Regions from separate parts of the Homo sapiens genome. Here region 2 is linked to region 1. Evidence: chromatin loops called from intact Hi-C (ENCODE). Cell type or tissue: PC-3. All regions are shown on one strand. Each heading gives the region's core, and the rest is flanking DNA. Links, peaks and the distances in the headings are about the cores only. Region 1 has its middle 27 kb from the start of CT83. Region 2 has its middle 110 kb from the start of KLHL13.

What was found. Peaks named below come from ENCODE experiments on the same cell type or tissue, not always from the same donor. Only the 100,000 strongest peaks of a DNase experiment are listed, where the experiment ranks them.
Region 2: it touches region 1 in a loop (6-fold over the local background); 2 of 110 quality-filtered maps call a loop at or near these places.

The regions. Positions count from the first base shown.
Region 1 is chrX:116,488,900-116,491,730 of GRCh38, reverse strand. No RefSeq gene overlaps it. Among named protein-coding and RNA genes, the nearest start is that of CT83, 27 kb to the right of the region's middle. In PC-3, for the core only: a CTCF peak has its summit at 1,436 (motif pointing left); no DNase peak of the experiment used is centred there.
Region 2 is chrX:118,225,029-118,227,859 of GRCh38, reverse strand. No RefSeq gene overlaps it. Among named protein-coding and RNA genes, the nearest start is that of KLHL13, 110 kb to the right of the region's middle. In PC-3, for the core only: a CTCF peak has its summit at 1,639 (motif pointing right); a DNase peak (open chromatin) is centred at 2,389; H3K4me3 peaks cover 721 bases; H3K27ac peaks cover 1,083 bases.

The DNA of each region.
Region 1 (2,831 bases), core at 186-2,685:
GCACCCACAATTTTTTAAGACAGGCAATAATAAATACTGGAGAGGAGGTGGAGAAAGGGGAAACTTTGTACACTGTTGGTAGGTATGTTAATTAGTTCGGCTACTATAGAAAACAGTATAGATATTCCTCAAAAAACTAAAAACAGAACTATCATATGGTCCAGCAATCCCACAGGTGGGTATAATATATCCAAAATAAAGGAAACTAGTGTGTCAAATAGATATCTGCACTCCCATGTTTATTGCAGGTCTATTCACAATAGCCAAGATATGGAATCAACCTAGTGCTCATCAATGGATGAATGGATTAAAAAAGATATACACAATAGGATTTAGCCTTAAAAAGAAATAAAAGCCTATTATTTGCAGCAGCATGGATGAAACTAGAGGAAATTGTGATAGTTAAAATAAGCCAGGCACAGAAAAACAAATATTGCTTGTCCTCACTCATGTGTGGAAGCCAAAAAAACTATTGATCTAATAGAGAGTAGAAGGATGGTTACCAGAGGCTGGGAAGGGTAGTGGGTAAGGGGGAATAAAGAGGGACCGGTTAATGAGTACAAAAATACAGTTAGATTGAAAAAGTAAGATATAGTGTTTGGTAGAACAATAGGGCGAGTATAGATAACAATAACGTTCTATATATTTCAAAATATCTGGGAGAGTGAAATCAGGACGTTCCTAACACAAATAAATGACAAATGCTTGAGGTGATAGCTTTTCTACTTTCTTTGATTTCATCATTATACATTGCATGCTTGTATCAAAATATCACATGTAAAACTATTATGTATTCATAAAAATAAAAAATAAATTTTTTAAATGTAAAAAATTATTTTTAGAAAAGTGAAGTATAGATGTTACTAGAAAAACCATATATTTCACTTAAATTTCCAACTGATATTAAGAACAATTTTTAAAATTTTATTTTTTCTATTCTTAAAAGTTATGACTAGGTTGAAAATTATATTTTAAGAAAATTTTCAAGTTAGCATTTCAATGTTTCAGTGATAGACGTAATGAATTGTTAAAGTCTCAATTTAAACTGAACATGTAGTTCATTCTGAGGAAAAAAGCTAAAAGCAATTTCTTTTCTGAGTCTGTTAATATTTTCCAGAATATATATATATAAATATATAATTAATTTTATATATAATTTTACATATAATTAATTTTAAGTAGCATGTCCTCAGCAAAATACCATGCTAATTTATATTAACTATTAAATACTATGTTAATTATATTAATCCACAAGTGACTTGAGGGTTCTGGTGTTATAGATCAATGATCTATGGTATATTTCACAGACACAATATAACAATTATTTATTTGACCCTGGATAATATGGTGTACTTCCAAATGTAAGGAAGCTGTAATTGAAAAGTACAGAGCAACCAAAAAATAAAATAAACCTACAGAGCCCTCTGTTGGTAAACTAGAGAATATGTGATCAGAAAGAAAATTTTCAATATGTTTCTTCATTTTTAATTCAGTTTAATTCAGTTTTTGTGTCTGAATTTAATCTCATGGGATGAACTTGTTATGTTCTGTTTTTATATCAGTCAGTTCAAAATTATGTAAATTAATAGGGAAAATGTCAAGACATTAATGGTTAATGCAGTGCATCCTGTTGCATGGCCTTGAATAGGCACGATGTAGTCTGGCCTTGTTCTGGGAGAGTAACAATAGACAGAGAAGAACTATTTATAGACAATTCCAATGAAGGTGTTTGAAGAGGAAAACAGGTGGTATTCTGAAAAAAACAGATTGCTATTCTCCTCCTCTTTTTCTCCAATTTTCAAATATCAGCTGAAGTTCTTACAATTGAGCGAGTTCATTGCAATTTATTGGCAAAAATAGGAGTTGGTATCCTGAAACTAAATCTAAATCCCCTTCTAAAGAAGGGTGATAGATATCCACAAAGATTGAGCTATATCCCCACAATACTCATTCCTTTTCTCCTTGGTAGTATACCATAAATTTTGGTTGAGCATATTGGCCACTTAGAATAAACATAGTATTTCTTAGCTTCCTTTGCAGTGAGCTTTGGCCATGTAACTATACTCTCGCCAGTAAAATGAAAGTGGCACCATACACAATGTTTGGGAAATGTACTTAAAAGGGAGGAGGCATGTCCTTCTTTACTTTTTCCGCAAGTGTCGTAGCTGAGAGCAGTTCAGCAAACATTTTGGACAATGAAGTTGAAGATATACGTTGAGGATGAAAAAGAAACTGTATATAACAAATCTATATTCCCCAATAGATTTATGAATTTCTCCTCCATGTGCCAGACTGCCTGTCTTATAATCAACTGTATTGTTTTTTTAAGTTATTGCTATTCTGAATCTCTGCTACAGCTAAACTTAAACCTAAATGAAAAAAGGACTACTAGGGTAAAAATTTTCAAAAAGACTATGAATGGGGTCCTCTCAAACAGCATGTGAGTACCCAATAAAACAACCAACCAAGACTGTTACTTATTACATGTACTTGAAAAACTGAAAAGTACACAAGAACAAAATGACACTATCAATCATGATGAAGTTATAGAATTACATTTTTCAACTACTTATGAACACATTAACATACTTAGCATATCTGCAAAATGCTGCCAAGGCATCTCCATTTATTCACCTTCTCTACACAGGAATGGAAAGCTAAAACCGTATAATAAGTAGCAATTCTCTGCTATTTGAAGATACATATATGGAGGCAGTATAATGAGGGAAACTGGAATCAGGAGATCAGGTTCCTAGTTAACTAATTCTGAGACCTTAATCAAAGCGATTAAATAATCTACATCACCTTACTCAACTGCAAAATGGGAATTA
Region 2 (2,831 bases), core at 281-2,780, 1.7 Mb before region 1:
TCCTCCTGCCTTGGCCTCTCAAAGCACTGGGATTATGGTGTGAGCCACTGCACCCAGCATAGGTCATTTCATTATTTGCATTAGGGTTCAATGTCATCTTTTTCCAGAATTATTTTCATATTATCTTACCTCCATTTGTTGAATAAATGGCTTCTTGCACCTTGCCTTTTCTCCTTCAAATTCAAGTATTGAAAAATAATTAGATTGGCTGGATGTGGTGGCTCACTCCTGTAATCCCAGCACTTTGGGAATACAAAGCAGGAGAATTGTTTCAGTCCAGGAATTCAAGACCAGCCTGGGCAACAAAGCGAGACACTATCTCTACAAAAAAAATTAGGGAAAAGCATCACATTGTACACCTTAAATATATACAATTTAATTTGTCAATTATACCTCAATAAAGCTGGGGAAAATAAATAATTAGGGGAGATTGGAAATTAGGTGGTAATTCTCCGGGTGTCTTTATATACCACTGTATACTCCATCTAAGTGCCCAGATAAATAAAAGATCTAGAATTAGGAGCCAGATTTCCTGAACCCCTATATAATGCCCAATATACCTAAAAAATATTGAGTAACAAACACATCTTCTAGGGGCTAAAGATCATTTTCTCTTGCAGAGCAATGCCTCTGCCCCCGGAAATGTTCTTATAATTTAATTGATCATTGCAAGCTGGACATTGATCCGAGACAAACAAATACTGTCGTGTCATTGAAGGTTGGGTCACTGACTAAGATATGTATCCTGAAGTATGAAGGTGGAGAAATGGAGCCAGGAGCCAAGGAATGTGGGCAGCCTCTAGAAGCCAGAAAGGGTGAGAAACTGTATTTTCTCTTAGAGCTTCCAGAAGGAATGCAGCTGGACTGACACCATGATTTTTTAGGACTTCTGACCTCAGAAGTGTAAGGTAATAAATGTGTATTGTTTTAAGCCACTGAGTTTGTAATAGTTTGCTCCATCAACTACAGAAAATGAATACAGAATCCATGCTTTTCATCACCAGGCCTTGCTGTCTTGGATGCCTACAAAAAGTGAGTCTGTGGAATTACGGGGTCATCCTAAGGAAAAATAGAAAAACATGGCTGTAGGCCGGGCATGGTGGTGAACACCTGTAATCCCAGCACTTTGGGAGGCCAAGGCAGGTGGATTGCTTGTGGCCAGGAATTCGAGACCAGCCTGGCCAACATGGCGAAACTCTGTCTCTACTAAAAATACAAAAATTCGCCGGGTTTGGTGGTGCACGACTATAATCCCAGCTACTCTGGAGGTTGAGGCACGAGAATCACTTGAACCCAGAAGGCGGAGGCTGCAGTGAGCTGAGATCATACCATTGCACTCCAGCCTGGGTGACAGAGTGATATCCTGTCTCAAGAAAGAAAGAAAGAAAAGGAAATAAAAAGAAGAAGAAAAAAAGAAAAACGTTGGGTGGATATGACAGACCAGTATGTATGTGTAATTCAGTAGGGGTTTAGTTTTGCTTTCTACCTTTAAACATGATTAAAAAAAACTTTGATCATTTTTGAAAAGCATATGAAAGACAGAGAGAGAGAAATATCCATCATACTCAAAATTAATCCTTTGAAAATATTATAATTACTGTGGTATCTGGTATCCATCCACTAGATGTCAGGAGAGACAATGTCAAGGCTCCTACTCTGCTTCAACCTTCTACTCAGGTAGCATTCCTGATAAAACTGAAAAGCAAACCATTGTAGAAACCATACGATAATTTACATGTAAAATGCAGACAAGGTACAATAAACATTTCATATGACTTGGTTTTGGAATATATGTGTGAAAATCTAGACTTAGTCTGTGGTCTCATGAGACCAAATATAGCCAGCTCTTTTAAATAGCTTATGGTGGCACACGGAGGGCATTCTGGGTATTTCCCAGTGTCCTGTGGCTTACCCTGTACTTTTTGAACTTTTGAATAACACCTCACCCAGAAAGCTTCTCAGCAGTCTACCCACCACAAGGGAATTTGCTTTACTGGTTTTGCGTTAAGTTGGATCATTTTTGTGGCTCTTCCTAAAACCTGTTTCTGGCTGCCTTCTTAGTGTTCATTTGAGAGAAGCCATTGTGTCTTGAGTGATATTTAATTTACTTATTTAGAAGGTTTATGTAATTTTCCCTAGATCCTGTCTGTTCACTGTTCTTAAACGGATCAGCATGGCTCTGATTGACTACAGTTTCCCTTTTAAATCAAATTTCTTTTGGTTTGCTCCTGGGGCAAAATGGGTGGGTCTGTTAGTGGAGCAGTGAAGGGTAAGACTGTAATAAAGATCATAAATAACAAAAGTTAAAGTCAATGATGTTGTCAGATGACTCATCTGCATGGCATTGGCGTCAAGAGAGCAGAAAAGCAGTGAGAAATAAAAGCAACAACAAAAAAAGGAAAGGGCTTCTTGCTGAACTGTGGGGCGTGTGTGTGTGTGTGTGTGTGTGTGTGTGTGTGTGTGTGCTGGGCCGATTCCCAGGGAAGAAAAGTAGTCACTGATTCTTCTGTGGCATACCTGACCACAAATTGCCCAAGACTTCCCCTTGGTTATAGACAGAGCTTGAATCCCCTATCAAAAAATTGGACCAGAGCTTCTAATAACGTGATCGTATCCCAATACAATGGAAAGTTGAATTTTTATTGTTACCTCCTTAATTCCTCTTATTATATCTCTGTCATTAGTGTCAGGAGATTTTTTCAGGTAACATACTTATATTCTTTCTTAAGGTACAGTATAACTTTTTAAGTTTTCTTCTTTTTCTATTCATGAATCTTGGTTGAATGTTATTTTATATTTGTAGGGCTATGTGGGTTTTCTTCTCTCCTAAC